Linked DNA regions of Homo sapiens: region 2 is linked to region 1. Evidence: read pairs that join two places in POLR2A ChIA-PET (ENCODE). Cell type or tissue: OCI-LY7. All regions are shown on one strand. Region 1 overlaps SP100 (SP100 nuclear antigen). Region 2 overlaps SP140L (SP140 nuclear body protein like).

Region 1 (8,000 bases):
AGAATTTATACCTGTATACTTTTCTTTTTCTTTCTTTTTTCTTTCTCTTTTGCCTTAGCGCATTAGCCAGGACTGCCAGTGTAATACTGAATAGTAACAGTAAAAATGAACATTTTAGTTTTATTCCTGATTTCAAGGGGAATACTTATAATGTTTAAATTGAGGCTTTCTTATAGACACCTTTTTTCAAGTTAAGGACATTTCCTGCTGGCTCTGGTTTACTAAAAGTTATTTATTTTAATCAGGCCTGTGTATAGGATATTTATCAAAATGCCTACTAAAGAATCTTTGAGAATTGTATCATTTTTCTCTTTTAATCTGATTTATCCACAGTAAATTATATTGAAACATTTTATTAATTCGGTTATTAATTTCACCAAAGTAAAACATATATATATATATAGCTTAAAGTATCAGTCAATAAGACCTTTAAAAACACAAGTAGTACTTTCTGCCATCTTCCCAGCCCATGTCCAGTTTCCCTAATGGATTAACTTTTTGGCTCTTACTTTTGTATTTACTTCTGTATTTTGAAATGATGTGCTGATACAGCTCTTTGTAATTTTTCAAGTTTCAGACATTAATCTGTTCACATAATAGGACAGAAGATGAAGACTTTTTCCATAACACTCCTTTTCATTCCCTGTCCATTCTCATAATACATCACAGTTGGAGGTTCATCAGTAATCAGTGTTACCATTATGATGACTATTTACATGTTGTTCATAACCAAGTCATCTACTATATTATGATTACATTTCCTTTCCTGTGCAACATCCTCCCGCCCCTCCCCGCCGACCCCACAAATAACTATTGCCCTCTTATATATTTGCTTGGATTTTGTGTGTCCTCATTATGAATTCTTCCCAAGCACTCTGCAGAATTCTAAAATTCTTTTCAGTACAGTGAGGCACATTGGGTAATTTATCAAGTCCATTTTACTTTCTTGGGGAAACCCTCCTGGAATTATCCATTCCCCTGATTCCATCAGTTCTGGTTAGTTTCAGCTTCCAAGGCTGACCTTGAAGCTTGACATCTCTCCTGTGTTGGGTCTTGTTTTGTGGATTACATGTATACCTCTTTCTTGCTTTACTATCTCATTTTGGTTTACCACATTATCCAGTAGCCTCCTGACTAAGAGTTTATAGAAGATATACATATATATATATATATATCCTACCTTACTGGGATTCAATTGAGAGACACTATATATATATATATATAAATTGTACATGTCTGGAAAAAAAATTTTATCCTTAATCCTCACAACTGCATAAATATTTGGTAAGTATAAATGCAGAGTTTGGAAATTAATTTAGTTCACTGTCTTGCAACTTCCAGCATTGCTAATAAGAAACCTGATGCCATTCTGATTATTGATCCTGTCTTTCTATGTCACCTGTTTTGCCTGTCTGAAATTTTCTGGCTCTTCTCTTTGATCCCTTGATTCTAAAATCTCATGATGGTTTGCCTTGATGTGGGTGTTAAATTCATTTGTTGTGCTTTGCTCTCCAGGGCCCTTTCAAATGGACAACTTTATTTCAATTCTGACCATTTTGCTTGTGATATTATTTGAATAGTTTCTCCCTTCTGCTTTATCTCTCTCTTTTATCTTTTGGAATTCCTGTTAGTTGGATGTTAGCTTTCCTAGATTGATCCTCTAGAGACTCCCTGGTTTTTTTTCTTGAAAATCTTATATGTCTTCTTTTCTTGAATCTAACTTCTATGACATTTTCTGAGGAACTTCATTCCTTCTAGTGATTAAAACACTTCTGCCATTATATTTTTAATTTCCAAAAGCTCTTTTGAAAAGTTGTTTCTCTTTTATAGCATCTTGTTTCAAGAAATCCGAAATTTTCTCTCTACTAATGAGGATGAAAATTTTTTTTAAATTTTACGTTTCTTCCAAGGTTGTTTTAAGTGTTAGTTCCTTCCAGGTTTCTTTCCCAGCTCCTCCTCCATTATTTGCTTGTTCTGGAAGAATTCATCAAGTGTCCACTGGGTGTCCATTCACATTTCGGAATGAGACACTAAAAATCTGATTAGGAGCTCTGTGCAAGGAATGCCTCTCATTGACTGTGCCTCATTTTGATTTTTCATTTTCCAACTCGCCTTCTAAAGGAATGGTGCCTCTAATTCCTGACAACTTCCAGAGTTCAAAAGTGTACACTGGCTTACTCCTTGTCAGCTTCCCCTAAGCAAGTAATCAAGATTTTTGTTTTTTCATTCTGTGAAATTAGCTACCATATATGCCCCTATCTTCCAAAATGTTTGATTATCTCTTATTTGATGCCCTTTTCTATTCCCTGATCTTTGCTTCTTTTCTGCCTCTAACTCTCTCTTATAGGTGGTTTCATGGGATTTCAGAAGGAACACAGATGAATGCAGGTGTGTTCAACCTGCCAGGCTTAACCAAATGCATAGATTGGTTCTCTAATGTGACCTTTCCTGGAATCCCTGAGATAACACCTACATGGTCATGCCATATGACTCTTTCATCCACTCCTGGGTTGGATTTATTTATATTTTGTTGTGGGATTTTACCTCACGTGTTTATAAGCAACTTTGTGACCTACAATTTTCATTTCTTATTTTGTATTTGTCTAGGGTTGATAGCAGAACTATAGCAGCCTCATGAAATAACTGAGGGTGATTGAAATTTTGAATATATTTATATATATGCACATATATGTATTAGAATGATTTGTTTAATACAGACATCATCTGTTCCTTGAAAGATTGCAGAAAATTGTCCATTAAATTATTTGAAACTGATGTCTGTGTGTGTAGTTGTTAGGAGAAAGCAGATTAGTGAAGCTCTGGAAGTATATTATGCATTTCTCCTGTTATTTTTAGTTCTTATGCTGACCTTTGAGCCAGTTTTGATTGTTTATTGTCCTAAAAAGTAACTATTTCCCTAGATTCTCTTCTTATTGGGAGAAAGTTGTATAGAAATTTCTTATATAAAGTTTTAATCCTTTCCTTCTCTGAAGATGTGTCCTTTTTCCTATTCCTACCATTGTTTATTATTGTTTTTTCCTTTGTTTTCTTGATCAATCTTTCCATTTTGTTGGTCTTTTCAATGAACCACCTTTTGGTTTTATTGATCCACTACTCTTATTTTCTGTTTGAGATTTAATTAAATCTTGATTTTCTTTATTATATTTTTCTATATATTTCTTTCCTAATTCTTTACTTCTCCTTTGTTGAGGGGATTACCTTGTGTTCTGTTTCTAATACGTTGGTTTAAAACTTAATTTACTTGCAGTGTTTCTTATTTTCTAATAAATGCATTTTAGGCCATGAATGTTCATCTCTGTGCCACTTTGGAAATGTTTGGCCTTTATAACGTATAGTGTTTTCATTGGATTTTATTTCTTAGCCATTTGTTATTTTGATTTTGATTTCCTGGTTAACCTAAGAAGTGTTTGGGAGTAGCTTTTAAAATTTCTCAGTGGAACGAGTGGGGGAAGTCGTCCTCTGTCCTTTGGTTGTTTACTCTGATCCTATTACATTGTGGTTAGAAAATGTGTTCCTTAAGATTTCCATTTGTGAGAGTCAATTGTTGTTTCTTTTGTGGCCTAGTGCATAATCAGTTTTGAGGCTTCACCACATTTGAAAGGCAATATAGTGCAATGATTAAGAGTGTAGTAACTAATGCCAGATAGTAGAGAGGGTAGGAGCAGGGAGGATCAACACTAGGATGATTGGGGAAGGGTGATGTGAAGTCCAGCTCTGCCACTGCATACATGTAGAGGTGGGGCAAGCCTTGTTTCTTCCCTGTAAAATGACGGTATTAATAATGGTGCTGCCAGCAGGCTGATACAGGTTCTTGTCCTTGCCCCAGAAAAGAATTTGAAGGCCAGACCAAAGTGAAAGTACAGAAGATTGATTGCAGAGCAAAAGCAAATACACACTCAAGAGAGGATTGCAAGTATGCTCAAAAGAATGAGCCATGCCCAACCTGGCCAGAGCTCACATGCTATATGGATAAGCATAATGAAGTCATGGAATATTACATAATAAGAGGAGAGATTGGCTGGGTGCGGTGGCTCAGGCCTGTAATCCCAGTACTTTGGGAAGCTGAGGCAGGCGGATCACCTGAGGTCAGGAGTTCAAGACCAGCCTGGCCAACATGGTGAAACCACATCTCTACTGAAAAATACAAAAATTAGCTGGGCGTGGTGGCAGGCACCTGTAATCCCAGCTACTCAGGAGGCTGAGGCAGGGAGAATTGCTTGAAAACAGGAGATGAAGGTTGTAGTGAGCCGATATCGCACCACTGCACTCCAGCCTGGGCAACAGAGTGAGACTCCATCTCAAAAAAAAAAAAAAAAAGTGGGGGTGGAGCAGGGAAGGGATTTTCTGGGTAATGAGTGGGCAATTCCCAGTTGGGGTGCCAGCATTTTCTTAACTAAATATGGTTAATTTGGAACTGCTGTGGTGTCAGGTCCGTGATGGGAGTGGGAGGTTTCCCCAGGGAAGTTTTATGGTAATAGGGGCATAATGTAGCCCCTATTTGAAAACTTCAAATTTGTCGTCCTACAGAAATCATCTAAATGTGTAAAAACAATCCAGTACTTTAGGAACACAGACCATGATATAATTGCTTGAATTTAAAAGTCTCCTAAGGTTAAAATATTTAGTTGTGATTACCTTTCTTTTGGTGTTATTGAGGTATAATTGTATAAATTGAAGGTGTAAAACATGATGATTTCATATATGTTTATATTGTGAAATGATTACCACAATGAAGTTAGTTAACATATCCATCATGTCACATAGTTACCATTGCGTGTGTGTGATGAGAATATTTAAGATCTACTCTCTCAGCAAATTTCAAATATGTAATACATTATTGTTAACTATAGTTTCCATACTACACATTAAATACCCAGAACTTATCCATCTTATAACTGAAAGTCTGTGCCCTTTAACCAACATTTCCCCATTCCTCCGACTTCCAAGCTTTTGGCAACTGCTATTTGACCCTCTGTTTCTATGATTCAACTTTTTTAGATTCCTCGGTCTGAATCTAATCTACCAATGGGCTTGTCATACATGGCCTTTATGGTATATTTCATTTATACCCAATTTGTTAAATGTTTTTTATCATGAAAGGATGCTGAAGTTTTCAAATCCTTTTTCTGTGTCTATTAAAATGTTCATATGATTTTTGTCCTTCATTCTGTTAACGTTGCACAACACCATTATTGATTTACATGTTGCATCATCCTTGCATCCCAGGGATAAATCCCACTTGATCATAGTAAGTGATCATTTTAGTGTACTGTTGAATTTGGTTTGGTTTGGTAGTATTTTGTTGAGAATTGTTGCATCTATGTATATCTGGAGAAATGGCCTGTAATTTTTTTTTTCTTGTAGTATACTAATCTGGCTTAGGTATCAAGGTAATGCTCATAAAATTAGTTTGGAACTGTTCCTTGCTCTTAATTTTTTTTTTTGGAAGAGTTTTAGAAGGATTGGTATTAGTTTCTTCTTAAATGCTTGGTAGAATTCACTAGCATAGCCAACTGGTTTTTCTTTAATGGAAAGTTGTTTACTTATTCAATCTTTTTACTCATTATTGGTCTGTTCAGATTATCTGCTTTTTCAGGATTCAGTTTTGATAGATTGTGTATTTCTAGGACTTTATCTATTTTTTCTAGGCTATACAATTTGTTGATGTATAATTGTTCATAGTAATCTCACGATTCTTTGCATTATCATGTTATCAGTTGTAATGTTTCCTCTGTCATTTATAAGTTTATTTATTTGAGACTTGTCTCTTTTTTAACTTGGTTAGTTTAGTGAAAGAGTTGCTAATTTTGTTTATCTTTTCAAAGAACAAGTTCTGAGTTTTGTTGATCTTTTCTATTGTTTTCCTATTACCTATTTATTTCTGCTCTAATCTACATTATTTTCTCCCTTCTGCTGCTAACTTTGAGTTTACCTTATCTTTCTTCATCAACTGTAAAGCTAAATGGTTTAAGATTTTTCTCCCTAATGTAGGTGTTTATAGCTATAAACTTGCCTCTTAGAATTGCTCTTCCTGCATCTCATTAAGTTTTGCTATGTTGTGTTTTCATTTTTGTTTGCCTCAGGATATTTATGTTACCTTTTTGGCTTCTTCTTTGATCTATTGGTTATTCAGGAATGTGTTGTTTAATGTCCTTACATTATATATTCCGTACAGAAGTTATGAATTCTTCAAATTTCCTCCTGTTATGGATTTCTAGTTTCATAATATTGTGGCCAGGAAAGACACTTGATATGATTTCACTCTTGAATTTGTTAAGACTTCTTTTGTGGCCTAACATATGATTTTTTTCCTGGAGAATGTTTCATATACACTGGAGTAGAATGTGTATTCTGCTGCTGTTGAATGAAGTGTTCTATATATGTTTGTTAGGTCTATTTGATCTAAAGTCTGGTTCAAGATCAATGTTTCCTTATATTTTTCTGTCTGATTGATCTATGATTATTGACAGTGGAGTATTACAGTCTCCTACTAACATTGTATTGCTGTTTCTTTCTTTTTTCAGTTCTGTTAGTATTTGCTTTAGTTATTTAGATGTTGCAGTGCTGTATGCAAAAATATTTACAGTTGTTGTATCCTCTTGATGAACTGTCCCCTTTATCTTTATATATTGATCTTCTGTATCTCTTGTGGCCATTTTTTACTTAATGTATATTTCATTTGGTATAAATATAGTCACCTCTGCTGTCTTTTGGTCACTTTTTGCATGGAATATCTTTTTTCATCCCTTCACCTTCAGCCTACCTGTGTTCTTAGAGCTAAAAGGAGTCTCTCTCTCTCTTTTTTTTTCCTTTGGCAGAGTCTCACTCTGTCACCCAGGTTGGAGTGCAGTGGTGCTATCTCGGCTTATTGCAACCTCTGCCTCCCGGGTTCAAGCAATTCTCCTGCCTCAGCCTCCCGAGTAGCTGGGATTACAGGTACCTGCCACCACACCCGGCTAATTTTTATATTTTTAGTAGAGACGGGGTTTCACTATGTTGGCCAGGCTGGTCTCGAGCTCCCGACCTCAAGTGATCATCCGCCTGGGCCTTCCAAAGTGCTGGGATTACAGGTGTGAGCCACTGCGCCCAACCTAAAATGAGACTCTTCTATGCAGCAGATTGTTTGATATTGTGGGGTTTTTTTTAATCCATTCAGTCACTCTATTTCTTTTGATTAGAGAATTTAATTCATTTATTGATAGGTAAGAACTTACTATTGCCACTTTGCTAATTGTGTTCTGACAGCTTTGTAGTACTTTTTTTCTTTCTTTTTTTCTTGTTGCCTTCCTTTGTGATTTGATCACTTTTGAAATGATATACTTTGATTCCTTTCTCTTAATCTTATCTACTACAGGTTTCTACTTAGTGGTTACTATGAGGCTTACATAAAATATTTTATAGCTATACCATCCTATTTTAAGCCAACAACTTCAAACACATACAAAACTCTACACTTTTACTTCTCCCCTCCCTCACATTTCAGTCAATTGATGTTACAATTTACATACTTTTTATATTCTGTCTCCAATAACAAATTACTATATTAGTACATTCTCACACTGCTCTAAAGAACTACCTGAGGCCAGCTGCAGTGGCTCACGCCTGTAATCCCAGCACTTTGAGAGGCCGAGGTGGGTGGATCACTTGAGGTCAGGAGTTTGAGATCAGCCTGGCCAACATAGTGAAACCCTGTCTCTACTAAAACTACAAAAATTAGCCAGGCGTGGTGGCATGTGCCTGTAGTCCCAGCTACTCGGGAGGCTGAGACAGGAGAATCACTTAAACCCAGGAGGCAGTGAGCCAAGATAGCACCATTGCACTCCAGCCTGGTTGACAGAGCAAAAGCAAGACTCTGTCTCAAAAAAAATAAATAAATAAAAAATAAAATAGAAGTACCTGAGACTGTGTAATTTATAAAGAAAAGAGGTTTAATTGACTCAGTTCCACAGGCTGTACAGGAGGCATGGCTGGGGAGGCCT
Region 2 (8,000 bases), 62 kb before region 1:
AATTTGGAAGTAGATGCTTGTTATTCTTTCTCCAACACATTTGTTTTCTTGTCTTTCCTTTTTTTGTGCATTTCTGGAGTCTTGGAATATGAGTAAATTCCACCCATAGGCCCTGTTGGAGATACAGAACAGCGAGTCATCTCTGGCTATGAATATGCTTCCTCTGTGGCCAAGTTCACAGCAAGGGGAGAATGGTCACCTAGTTTCTTTGAGCCCTTCAGGCCAAATCAGTCTTGGGGGAAGAGCAGGGGTTGCCCAGCCAACAAAACAGCCACTCATTGATTGCCTGCTACATCTATCCCAAAAATGTATCAATCAGGCTCTTAAAGAACTTTGAGCCCACTTTTATCCTTCAAAGTTGCTCCTTTTTACATCTAATGTAAATGAGGGTGAAGCAATCAGGCTCATCAGTGGGTATTTTTAAGGAGATGGGATTTACTTCTTTCATTACTGGCTATACAAATATGTAAAAATTATAAAACTTTACATGAGAAGATACCTCTGAAGAGAAATTGAAATTCAGTAACCATAAAATTTGTTTTTATGGCTCTTCTGTAACTTGAAAGTCTGTATTTGTATTTTCTCCATTCAATATTTTTAAAGGATTCTGAAGATTCTTGTAGAAACCTGGTCCCTGTACAAAGAGTGGTGTACAATGTTCTCAGTGAACTGGAGAAGACATTTAACCTGTCAGTTTTGGAAGCACTGTTCAGCGAGGTCAACATGCAGGAATACCCCGATTTAATTCACATTTATAAAAGCTTCAAAAATGGTAATTAGGTTTATTATCTACCTTTTGATTTCCGGGGCCAATTTTTTTCAATAAGCATATGTTTGAGCTCCTACCATGTGCGATACATTGTGTTGGGCAGTGGGCATAGAGTAGTTAACAAAATAGACGTGTCATGAGTCTTCTTGAAGCCCATGGTATATGGCTATGGCAAAACAAACATCTGGAGGTCTGCTTCACTGGCCACTTAGACTCACAGGACAACCAGAGCCACACTGGCATCAGATTTACTTAGAAGATAAGAAACACAGAACACCAACGGGGCAGCATCAGTTGTTTCTTCTCTTTAGTGGGAGTTTTTGCAGTGACCTACACAGCAGTCCACTAAATTGACTACTACCTGCCTTGAGTGACAGTTTAGCTGTGGGTGCAGGATCCACTTTGGCATAACACCACATATCTGTGGGAGTCAATATCTCTTGTAACAACCCCATAGTCATAGCTTTCAGGGTGCCACAGGGACAATCTGAGTTATAAGAGTTATCAGTTGAAGGAAGACCACAATTATTCTTTCCCTACAGGTATTTATAGTTCATGTATAGTTTCAGGCAAACAGTCATGGGTCATTTCTAAGCCCAGAGTTTGCCCAGTAAAACCAGGAAAATGCTACCTTTATTAGGTTTCTAGAATAATGAACAAGAAAATTAACCCTGGGTCAAGTTTGCCTTTAGTGAAGGATAAATAGTTTTGTTAACCCTTTACCCACAAGGGATAAAAGAAACATTAATCAAATAATCACAAAACTGATTGCTCGGACAGGGACTATACCAAATTAAAGTTTGGTATTGGTGCTATACCAAACTAAAGTTTGGTATTGGTGCTATACCAAACTAAAGTTTTGATTCTTGACTTTTTTCCTGAGAAGGCATAATTTATACTATTATAATGGTACACAGTAAAGAAGGTGCCCTCTATTTTGTTTTACTTGCCTGGAAAACTTTTATTCTCCTCACAGTTTGATCTCAACCCAGTTCTCCAAATAAGAGATAGAGACATCACAAGAAAAACAGGGACATGCCCTGAAGAGGGTGGATGCTATGGGGACTGGAAAGAGTAAAAGCATGTCTGCAAAACAGGACAAACTGGATTTGGCTAAATCACAGAGTGAGAAGCAGTATAGGAGCTGACTTAAGAGAGATCAATTGGAGGAAGATGGTGAACGGTCTGGAATTGAAAGCTAAGGAATTTGAAGTTTATTTACTAGGCAATAAAGAAATACTACAGGTTTATAAACAAGGAAAAAAGTTTAGGCAGCTATATATGTTTTGGCTTATTGATTTGTGTTAATACTAACAATATCTAGATTAAAAATAAAATAATTTTTGTAACAAGTCATTCAAGTCAGAAAGTGAATAAAAGGAAATCACATATCTGGGCACAAATTTCGAGTCAATGTTATGTTTGTAAGCAGGATGGTCCAGGCTGCGGGGATGAAGGGAATAGTGTTACATTTACTGCCCACATTCTCAGGGGCTCTGTTCCTCTGCATGGACTGCAGGGATTCCCTTCCTAGCCCCAGTGCCCACAACTCACATGTTAGTTTCTGGCACTCCTTATGCTTGGGTGACCTGCACTGAGGCTCACTGTCACCTGCCTGGGGCAGCACTGCCCACCGCCCCACCCAGCACAGCAGCCTACCCACCTTCAGGGAGATGCTGAAGTCCACACAGGCTGCCCCTGTGTCCTCTGTTATGTTTATCTGGGAACTGTTCATCCTCCCTGACCCAATTAAGCCAACGTTCTCCTGTTTTCTAGCCTCATCTTTAAAGCTGTTTGGGTTTTCTCTTTTAGTTTTTATTTAGGCATGTTTTTGGAGATAGGGTCTCACTCTGTTGCCCAGGTTAGATGGCAGGCTAGTGAGCTATCTCTGCTCACTACAACCTTGACTTCCTGGACTCAAGCAGTTCTCCCGCTTCAGCCTTCTGAGTAGCTGGGACCACAGGTGCACACAACCACATCAGGCTGATTTTGCTAAATTTTTTTCAGACACAAGGTCTTGCTATGTGGTCTAGGCTGGTCTCGAAATCCTAGGTTCAGGAGATGCTCCTGCGTCACCATCCCACAGTTCTACGATTACAAGCATGAGCCACTGCACCTGGCCAGTTTTCTCTTTTATAATGGAATCTCTCTAGGACTTGAGACCATCCTTCCAGGGAATCCCTCTGTTTCTTCCTTAACACTTGATGTATGCCTACCCTGCCATCTGACAATTTTGCGGGTAACACAGCTCACTATGTTTCCATTACTCCTTTATCCTTAAATCTTGAGTATCCCCTTTCTGTGTAGGACACATAAAAGCTCATTGTTGAGGTCATCTCTTCTCTGTCCCAGAAGATGATAGGAGAAGTTTAAGTCTGACTTCTGAGTCAGCCTAATGCTGGAAATTCCTAAAAGCCAATTTCCAGGTGTTGTCCCTGGTTCTCACAGATCTTTAATTGCTTTCTTCTCTCTCCCACTCTTCAGCAATCCAAGACAAATTGTCTTTCCAAGAAAGTGATCGAAAAGAAAGGGAAGAGAGGCCTGACATCAAACTAAGTCTTAAACAAGGTAAAAATGACAGAATAAAAACGGTTTCTCATCCGCTAAGAGGAAAAGGAGACAAGGGAGGTGAGGGCCCAAGGTCCTGAGGGGAAATTGTGAAACAGGGAAGACACAGGGAAGGACCATGGAGAAGTCAAGGAGGGGGTTGTATGAGCTCCTAATCAGATGCAGGGTCCTGGAGAAGTGGCCATAACAAGACATTGTTGGCTCAATAACCATGAAGGAACCAGAGCCAAGTGTGTCAGTAGGCCAGATTTACAGATGCTAACTACCTAGATGTAATTGTGATTTAGAAAGGTCCCTGTGGGAGGTCAGTATGAAGCTGTGAAGTGTTAAGAACCACAGCCCATGGCCCATGGTCAACATCAAAGAGGAGACCCTTAGGGGAAGAAAAGCTCCTGTTTTATCTGTACTCTCACATTCTCAACACTTTTGACACCAAACATGTGGAGAACCTCCCCACACCAACCAGTTCTTCAGTTCCCTGCAGAATTGTGTACCCCATCCTTAAGGGCTTTCCAAAAGTCACCTTATTAACATAAACTCAGGTTTGGTTGAAATGGGGTTGTTATGCATAACAGGAAGTGCTCTTTTGACTTTCATCACTTAGGATGTTTCAAGGGTTTTAGGAGCTCTGGCCAGGAGCAGGGGATGAAGACTGAAATATATATTTCTTATTATATCACAGGAGATAATTGGTGATGGCAGAAGAGGGGACCCATTTAAATGTGGGGATGTTGTTCAAGAGCAGGAATATTCAAAGAGAAATGCACTCATGTAGAGAGACTCAGAGAGGAAGTGGTGCAGATGTGGAGAGGATGTAGGTATTGAGAGAGAGAGAGAGAAGGAAGGAGGGGAAGTTAAAGAAAGAGTGAAAAAGGCATAAAGGACAACAAAAATAACCATGTTATTAACAGCTCACTTTGATTAAACGTCTATTCTATGGCAATTGTGAGTTTAATGCTCCTGACTGCCATGGAGATTTGTATTCCTTATTGTCCATTTTGCAGATAAGAAACTGAAATCTGGACAAACCACTTACGAAGTTTGCCTAGGGTCAGATGAGCAAGGAAGAACCCCCCTAGGCATTCTAAGCCAGAGCCTTGTTCTTAACTCTGTGATATCCAGGGAACCTAATAATAAAAGCAGAAACATAAAACGCAAATGAGGAAATTTATGCAGAAAGAAAGATACAGAAAAAAAAAAAAGAATAACATGACTGGAGGAAATGGTGGCAACTCAGACACAGAATCCTCATAGAAAGACCAACCAGAAAATGTGAACAGATGTGGAGTGGGAGGGTGTGGTGTAAACGCACATAAGGACAAGACATCCAGGGCTTATGATTTTTCAGCTTTACAATGGCTTTATTGAGGTATTAAGTGCATTTTTGACTTATGAGATTTTCAATTTATGTTGGGTTTATGGAGGTGTAGCCCCATCATAACTGTAGGAGCATCTGTGCTGATTTATCCTTTGGATATATATTCAGCAGTGGGACTGATGGATCATATGGCAGTTCTATTTTTACTTTTTTTGAGGAAACTCCGTACTGTTTTCCATAATGGCTGTACTAATTTACATTTCCATTAACAGTGTACAAGAGTTTCCTTTTCACCATATCCTCACCATTTATCATCTTTAGTCTTTTTGATAATAGCCATTCTAACCTGTATGTGGTGATAGTCATTGTGGTTTCAATTTGTATTTTCTTGATGATTTGTGATGCTGGGCATTTTTTCACATACCTGATGGTCATTTGTATGTGTTCCTTTGAGAAATATCTGTTTGAATCCTTTGCCCACTTTATAATCTGTTTATTTGTTTTTGTTTTTTTTTTTAGTATGGAGTTGGTTGAGTTCCTTACATATTTTAGATATTAGCCCTTATCAGACATATGGTTTGCAAATATTTTCTCCCTTCTGTAGGTTGTCTCTTCACTCTGCTGATTGTTTCCTTGCCCATGCAGAAACTTTTTAGTTTGATGTAGTCTCACTTCTTTATTTTTGCTTTTGTGATTGTGTTTTTGGTGTCATACCAAAAACATAATTGCTCAGACCAATGTCATGGAGCTTTTCCCCTGTTTTCTTCCAGTAATTTTGCAGCTTCAGGTATTAAATTTAAATATTTAATCCATGTTGGGTTGATTTTTTAATATGGCATGAAATAGGGTCTAATTTCATTCTTCTGCACGTGAAGATCCAGTTGTCCCAACATCATTTATTAAAGAGACTGTCCTTTCCCCATTGCGTGTTCTTGGCACCTTTGTTGAAAATCAGTTGACCAAAAATGCATGGATTCAAGCTCTCTATTTTGTTCCATTTGTCTATGTGTCTATTTTATGCAAGTACCATGTTCTTTTGATTATTATAGCTTTGTAGTATATATTGAAGTCAGGTAGTGTGATGCTTTCAGCTTTGTTCTTTTTGCTTAAAATTGCTTTGGCTAGTTGGGGTCTCTTGTGCTTTTATACAAATTTTTAATTGTTTTTCTATTTCAGAAAAAAATGTCTTTGGAACTTTTATATGATTTGCGCTGAATCTTTAGAGCACTGTGGATAGTATGAACATGTTAAGAATATTAATTAATCCAATCCATGAACATGGGGTATCTTTCCATTTTTTGTTCTTCTTCTATTTCTTTAATCAACATTTTAGAGTTTTCAGTGTACAAATATTTCACCTCCTTGGTTAAATTTATTCTTAAGTATTTTCATTGTAAATTGGATTGTTTTATTGATGCCTTTTTCAGATAGTTCATTGTTAGCGTATAGAAATGCAACAGATTTTTTATGTTGATTTTGTATCCTGCAACTTTACCAAATTTATTAGTTCTAGCAGTTTTTTGGTAGAGTCTTCAGGGTTTTCTCTATATAAGATCATGTCATCTACAATTAAGAACAATTTAACTTCTTCCTTTCCACTTTGGATGTCTTTTATTTCTTTTTCTTGCCTAATTGTTCTGTCTAGGACTTGCAGTACTGTGTTGACTAGAAGTGACGAGAATGGACACCCTACTCTTGTTTCTGATCTTAGAGGGAAAACTTTCAACATTTTACTAATGACTATGATGTTAGCTGTAGGCTTGTCATATGTAGATGGTAGTGTTCTGAGGTACATTTCTTCTATAACTATTTTGTTGAAAATTTTTATCATGAAAAAAGTTGAATTTTGTCCAATGCTTTTTCTGCATCTATTGGGATAATCATATAATTTTTGTCCTTCATTCTATTAATGCAACGTATGACCTTTTAAGATTTGTGTGTTGAACCATCCATGCATCCCAGTGATAAAGCTTACTTGATCATGGTGAGTGTGCTGTTGAATTTGATTTGATAGTATTTTTTGAGGATTTTTCACATATGTTTATCAGGGATATCAGGGATATCATATATGTTTATCAGGGATACTGGCCTGTAGTTTTCTTTTCTTATAGTGTCCTTGCCTTACTTTGGTATCAGGGTAATGTTGGCTTCATAGACTAAGCCTACAAATAGACCCCTTATTCAATTTTTTAGACGAGTTTGAAAAGTATCAGTATTTATTATTTAAATGTTTGGCAGAATTCAGCAGTGAAACCATCTGGTCCTGGGCTTTTGTTTGATGGGTGGTATTCAATTCTGGATTACATCTCCTTATTCATTATTGGTCTGCTCAGGTTTTTATATTTGTGTTGGTAGGTTGTATCTGTCTAGGAATTTACCCATTTCTTCTAGGTTATCCAATTCTTTGGTGTATAATTGTTCATAGCAATCTCTTATGGTCCTTTGTATGTCTGTAGTATGAGTTACAGCGTCTTCTCTTTTATTTCTGATATTATTCATTTGAGTCTTTTCTTTTTTTTTAGTCTAGCTAAATGTTTGTCAATTTTGTTTACCTTTTCAAAAACCAACTCTGTTTAGTTTATCTTTTCATTGTTTTTCTAGTCTTTATCTCATTTATTTCTGATCTAATATTTATTATTTCCTTCTTTCTACTAATCTTGGCTTTAGTTTTCCTTTTTTGTCTGAAGTTTCCTAAGGTGTAACATTAGGCTGTTTGAGATCTTTCTTCTTTCTTGATGTAGGTGTTTATTGCTACAAACTCCTCTTCTTTGAACTGCTTTTGCTGTATCCCATCAGTTTTGTTATGTTGTGTTTCCATTTTCATTTGTCTCAATATTTTTTTAAATTTCCTTTTAATTTATTCATTGGCCTATTGGCTGCTCAAGAGTGTGTTTAATTTCCATGTATTTACAAAATTAAAAAACTCTTCTTGTTATTGATTTCTACTTTTATATCATTGTGGTCAGAAAAGATACCTGATATAATTTCAACCTTCGTGACTTTAAGTTTGTAGCCTAATGTATGATTTATCTTGGAGAATGTTCCATGTACAAGTGAGAAGAATGTATATTTCACTCCTGTAGAATAGAATGTTCTTTATGATGCTGTTAGGTCTATTTGGTATAAAATATAGTTTACATTTTATTTGTCTTTGTGGATTTTCTGTCTTAATGATCTATCCAGTGCTGAAAGTAGGGTATGAAAGTCTTTTACTATTATTGTATTACAGTCTGTCTCACCTACAAATCTATTAATATTTATTTAATATATATTTGGTTGCTCAGATGTTGGGTGCATATATATTAGTGTGCAATTATTATGTCATCTTAACAAATTGACTGCTTC

Evidence for each region. Peaks named below come from ENCODE experiments on the same cell type or tissue, not always from the same donor. Only the 100,000 strongest peaks of a DNase experiment are listed, where the experiment ranks them.
Region 2: POLR2A ChIA-PET joins it to region 1 with 5 read pairs; 5 of 35 experiments call an interaction of 5 or more read pairs at or near these places.

The regions. Positions count from the first base shown.
Region 1 is chr2:230,420,348-230,428,347 of GRCh38, forward strand. All of the region lies in intron 2 of SP100 (SP100 nuclear antigen), which reads left to right. Among named protein-coding and RNA genes, the nearest start is that of SP100, 8.1 kb to the left of the region's middle. In OCI-LY7, no CTCF peak of the experiment used is centred here; no DNase peak of the experiment used is centred here.
Region 2 is chr2:230,358,361-230,366,360 of GRCh38, forward strand. SP140L (SP140 nuclear body protein like) reads left to right here. Exons shown (of 19, transcript NM_138402.6): 4 at 604-772; 5 at 3,254-3,337. Among named protein-coding and RNA genes, the nearest start is that of SP140L, 35 kb to the left of the region's middle. In OCI-LY7, no CTCF peak of the experiment used is centred here; a DNase peak (open chromatin) is centred at 4,131; H3K4me3 peaks cover 824 bases; H3K27ac peaks cover 1,245 bases.